2 separate regions of the Homo sapiens genome follow, and region 2 is linked to region 1. Evidence: chromatin loops called from intact Hi-C (ENCODE). Cell type or tissue: B cell. All regions are shown on one strand.

Evidence for each region. Peaks named below come from ENCODE experiments on the same cell type or tissue, not always from the same donor. Only the 100,000 strongest peaks of a DNase experiment are listed, where the experiment ranks them.
Region 2: a loop joins it to region 1, with 14 times the contacts of the local background. A loop is called at or near these places in 6 of 110 quality-filtered maps.

What each region holds. Positions count from the first base shown.
Region 1 is chr14:34,538,411-34,540,910 of GRCh38, reverse strand. It overlaps EAPP (E2F associated phosphoprotein), which reads left to right and starts at 1,210. Exons shown (of 6, transcript NM_018453.4): 1 at 1,210-1,356. The coding sequence starts at 1,283. It overlaps LOC105370447 (a long non-coding RNA gene), which reads right to left and starts at 1,162. Exons shown (of 2, transcript XR_943739.1): 1 at 1,127-1,162; 2 at 1-725. RefSeq lists a silencer at 1,033-1,132 and enhancers at 1,273-1,432, 1,083-2,007. In B cell, no CTCF peak of the experiment used is centred here; DNase peaks (open chromatin) are centred at 610 and 1,160; H3K4me3 peaks cover 1,917 bases; H3K27ac peaks cover 2,162 bases.
Region 2 is chr14:35,824,787-35,827,286 of GRCh38, reverse strand. BRMS1L (BRMS1 like transcriptional repressor) reads right to left here and starts at 949. Exons shown (of 10, transcript NM_032352.4): 1 at 629-949. The coding sequence starts at 770. RefSeq lists silencers at 389-558, 809-908. In B cell, no CTCF peak of the experiment used is centred here; DNase peaks (open chromatin) are centred at 1,016 and 1,908; H3K4me3 peaks cover 1,970 bases; H3K27ac peaks cover 1,318 bases.

The DNA of each region.
Region 1 (2,500 bases):
AATCCGGGAAACCACAACAGACTGTACTCTGCTCCTGTATTTCAGGAATAACTGTCACTAACCTGCTTCTGTCCGATTCCACCTTCTATGAAGTACACACAGAGGAGCAGTTCATTCTTTTGTAAAGGGATTGGTGGACTTTGTTCGAGATGCCATTTCAAAAGAAATGAGAAAAAAGAAAAACTAAGACCTGCACTGTAAAGCATAATACAGGAGTAGATTTATTACAGCTACTCCACATTTTAGAGAGTGCCACAGTGTCTCGGTAGGAGGCAGGAACCCGAGTTCCTGGTTCAGAAACAGGGTTAGAAACAGTCTCCCGATGGAGCTCAAGTGGCTGTCATCTGCCTGTTCTCCTCAGGTATCGAGTGGGATCAGTTGAGGGCTGAGCAAAAGTGGGGACTGGGAAGATGACGAGAAAAGATAACTTTTCGTAGATTGTTGAGGCCGCAGTCAGACTGAGGAGTGAACAGTGTGAAGGAGAGGTTGAGAGCCTCATGGTGTGGAAGGCATAAGGGTTAGAGGCGAGGTTGGAGGGATGTGGGTGCTGGTGTCTGAGGACTTATTGGATTTCGGGCTGTGTGTCCCTCAGCGTCTAGATTCCTGCTTCGTAGGTGATGAGACGCTGCATGTAGCATGTTCACCTCAGAGACTGTCACTTATGAGGGTGCCCATCATTATTATTTTTGGTGACAAGGTAGCTGCTATTTTCCTGTAAGCAGAAGCTGCGGAAGAAAATGGTGGGATTGGCCGGGAGCGGTGGCTCACGCCTGTAATCCCAGCATTTTGGAAGGTCGAGGTGGGCGGATCACCTGAGGTCCGGAGTTCGAGACCAGCCTCAACATGGAGAAACCCCCGTCTCTACTAAAAATACAAAATTAGCCGGGCGTGGTGGTGTATGCCTGTAATCCCAGCTACTCGGGAGGCTGCGGTAGGAGAATTGCTTGAACCTGGGAGGCGGAGGTTGCGGTGAGCCGAGATCGCGCCATTGCACTCCAGCCTGGGCAACAAGAGCGAAACTCCGTCTCCAAAAAACAAAACAAAACAAAAATGGTGGGATTAAGACCCGCCCCCGTCCCGTCCCCGCCCCTTTTCGCTCCTGCTCCGCCCCTTCCCCGCCTTCTACCTGCCTCCCTCGGTGCTGTCGGTCTGCGCGGGCGCGCAAGGGGGACTGGGACGTTCAGGCGGAAGTGGCGTCAGGGGCGCTTTAGGGACTGGACTTGCAGTGTAAACAGAGACGCTGCAAATTGCTTGTGGACGGTGTAGGCCGCTGCAGGCCACCATGAACCGGCTTCCGGATGACTACGACCCCTACGCGGTTGAAGAGCCTAGCGACGAGGAGCCGGCTTTGAGCAGGTGGGCTCCCGCCCCACCCTGGCCCCCGAGGATTTGGGTCGAGGCCTGGCTTTGGTCGCCTCCATTCGTTGCGCCTGCCGAGCCTACGCAGACCCTAGCGGCTCGGGAGCCTGTCGTGCCTGTTACTTGTGCGAAGCCAAAGGGCTTTCCTGATGGGGTCGCGCAGTCCCGGGGGGAGGCGGTGCCGATGTCGCCTGTAGGAAGAGGGATATTCCGGAATCACGGGGGACCGCGTGTAAATCTTCAAAAGCAATGAGATCGAAACCTGTCTCTACACCTTAGTAGCAGAGTGACGGAAGGCAAGTCAGTTATCCTCGATTACTCACCTGTAAAATTGAACTATAATAACATAATTGTATAACCTATATAACATAGTATAACACACTATGTTTGTTGTGAGGCTCACAGGACTTAATGTGAAGTGTCCATCTTGAAGACTAAACTGCCATAAACAGAAATAAGGGAATATTGAACAGCCTTTTTTATTTTTATTTTTTGACAGGGACTGTTGTATGCTCGCTCTGAGCTACAGAGATAAATCATAAGGTCCTTGTCTTCCAGAGGCTTATAGTATAATAAGGGTAATAAGATAAAGTATATATTTCTTGGCAGAGCATTGTAGAGAATATTGACCTGAGATAGGCACAGAAGAAGGTTCGTGGGATTTCCAGAAGGGTGGGCTTTATTCTACCAGGGAAACTTGAAGCTGTTTTGCCGAGATATTTCCACACAAATTTAGTTATTTCTTAAGCTGTCAGCAGATCCTATTCTTAAACTTTAAAACATTCATTCTGCCTAAAGAAGCTTTCTGTAAAGCCATGCTTTCATTAACAACTTTGGCTGGGTGTGGTGGCCCATGCCTGTAATCCCAGGACTTTGGGAGTCTGAGGCGAGAGAATCTCTTAAGCCTGGTAGTAAAGGAACAGCCTGGGCAACATAGTGAGACCTCATTTCTTAAAAAAAAAAAAAATCAAAAGAACAATGTTTCCTCATATTGTCATGGGGAGACATTGGATGCATGGGAAATCAGACTGCTGTTAAGATTTCTTTTGTTGGGAGTGAGGATAGATACCAGGATTCCCTGTGAAAAAGAGTTTCAGTTAATGGGTCCTGTCTGTGAAAGGAGGTATGTATATATGTATGT
Region 2 (2,500 bases), 1.3 Mb before region 1:
AAGGGAAGAAAAGACTTGGAGAATTTTCAACGCTGCCAAAACTCAGCCAATTTATAAGCATATGAAGATCCAAAATGAGCCCGAATGTTGGTCCCTTCCTCTCAGTCTTGCAAACTTCAGGGAGCTACTGAACGGGACCGCTCTCAAGTTAGCCCCCGAAAAGACACTGATGTAAAAGTGCTGACCGGCAAGTTGACTTGCAAACTGAGGTTAATTACTAAGCCGACCCTCTGTCCCGGCAACTCACTTGCGCTGAGAAGTGAGGGTTGCAAAGGTGAAAATAGGGAAAGAGGTCGGTGGGCTGGGGAGAGGAGGCATTTCCAGTTTGTCTGCTGCGGGAAGTTGTCCGCCTGGGCTGGTCGCTCCAGAGCACCACCGGGGGCAGGACCACGCCGCGTTTGGGAGCTGGACAAGCCCAGGCCCGCCCCGCCCCGCCGCCGGGACCCATCAGGAGCCAGACAGCGCCCAGCGACCGGTCAGGGTGCAGCCCAGGGCCCAGAGCCAGTCTCCGCCCCTTCCCTCTGTCCCCGCCCCGCTTTCCCAGCAGGACGCAGCCGCCTGGCGTGCGGAGAGCGGCCTGTCGCGCGCTGGGCGCGGGGACTCAGGGTCCCAGCAGTGGGTCGCGCACCTGAGCTATCTCCATCCTCGGAGACCGACGAGCTCTCAGTGTCCTCGTCCTCGGAGCTGCTCCCCTCATTTTCGGCGTAGTCCACCTCCATCTCATCGTGATGGTTGGTCTCCTTCTTATCCCCTCGGGAATGGACTGGCATTTTCCAGCCGCGCCGTCGCTTTCCACTACCGGCGCCCAGCCCGGCCACCGCCGCTTCAATGAAGGGCGCGCGGAACGCCCCAACCCACCCAGCCACCGAGCTTGCTCGCCCCCTTGGCTCCTCCCCGCCCCCGGCCCGGGCCTCACAACCTAACCCGCAGGCTCTGCGATGGGAGCTCTGCCATTGGCGGAGGCCTTCCACCGAGCCAGAGGGCGGGGGCTTGCCCTGCTCTGGTACGATTGGTTGCCCGCAATTACGACGCGGCCTTCCGATGCTTGCCGGGAGTTGTAGTTCGTAGGTCTCAGACCTGCAGGGGCTGCACGCTTCCATCCCTCGGCAGCCCTGATCACTTCTTCCTTCTGGACTTCAAGTCCCACAAGGCACGAAAGCTGACACTCTGGATCGCAGTTTATAAACTAAACAGAAACAGATTGTGCGAATTTAGTCTGTATTTATCTATTTCCCGCCAAGTGATTGTTTGACCTGCCTGACCATCAGAGATGTTACTGTTAGATGTGAAAATGTCTTTTGCCTAAAAGGATCTTTGCCTGCTCATTGAGCCTGGGGAACTGGAGAACCATCTGTTTTACTAAGCACCTTTATTACCTACCATTAATAAACTGTTTTATTTAATTATTAACTATAGACGATAACTTGCACTTTCTGTGTTGTGCAAAAATCTTTAAATTATTCTTGAAACTTTTACAATACAGAAGGTAAGGAAGTTTTATCTTGGCATTTTCAATCTAATATTTTTGGCATTTATTTTTTACCAAATGCAGTCGGAAAATGCCATCAGTCCTGATTTAACTTTAGTTTTCAATGAAAAATACATACTTAACCAGATGTACTTTCTCAAAAAAAGGGTACATAGCTCCCTCTCCCTCTCCCTCGCCCTCGCCCTCGCCCTCGCCCTCTCCACGGTCTCCCTCTCCCTCTCTTTCCACGGTCTCCCACTGATGCCGAGCCGAAGCTGGACTGTACTGCTGCCATCTCGGCTCACTGCAACCTCCCTGCCTGATTCTCCTGCCTCAGCCTGCCGAGTGCCTGCGATTGCAGGCGCGTGCCGCCACGCCTGACTGGTTTTCGTATTTTTTTGGTGGAGACGGTTTCGCTGTGTTGGCCGGGCTGGTCTCCAGCTCCTAACCGCGAATGATCCGCCAGCCCCGACCTCCCGAGGTGCCGGGATTGCAGACGGAGTCTCGTTCACTCAGTGCTCAATGGTGCCCAGGCTGGAGTGCAGTGGCGTGATCTCGGCTCGCTACAACCACCTCCCAGCCGCCTGCCTTGGCCTCCCAAAGAGCCGAGATTGCAGCCTCTGCCCGGCCGCCACCCCGTCTGGGAAGTGAGGAGCGTCTCTGCCTGGCCGCCCATCGTCTGGGATGTGAGGAGCCCCTCTACCTGGCTGCCCAGTCTGGAAAGTGAGGAGCGTCTCTGCCCGGCCGCCATCCCATCTAGGAAGTGAGGAGCGTCTCTGCCTGGCAGCCCATCGTCTGGGATGTGGGGAGCACCTCTGCCCCGCCGCCCCGTCTGGGATGTGAGGAGCGCCTCTGCCCAGCCGCGACCCCGTCTGGGAGGTGAGGAGCGTCTCTGCCCGGCCACCCCGTCTGAGAAGTGAGGAGACCCTCTGCCCGGCAACCGCCCCGTCTGAGAAGTGAGGAGCCCCTCCGCCCGGCAGCCGCCCCGTCTGAGAAGTGAGGAGCCCCTCCGTCCGGCAGCCACCCCGTCTG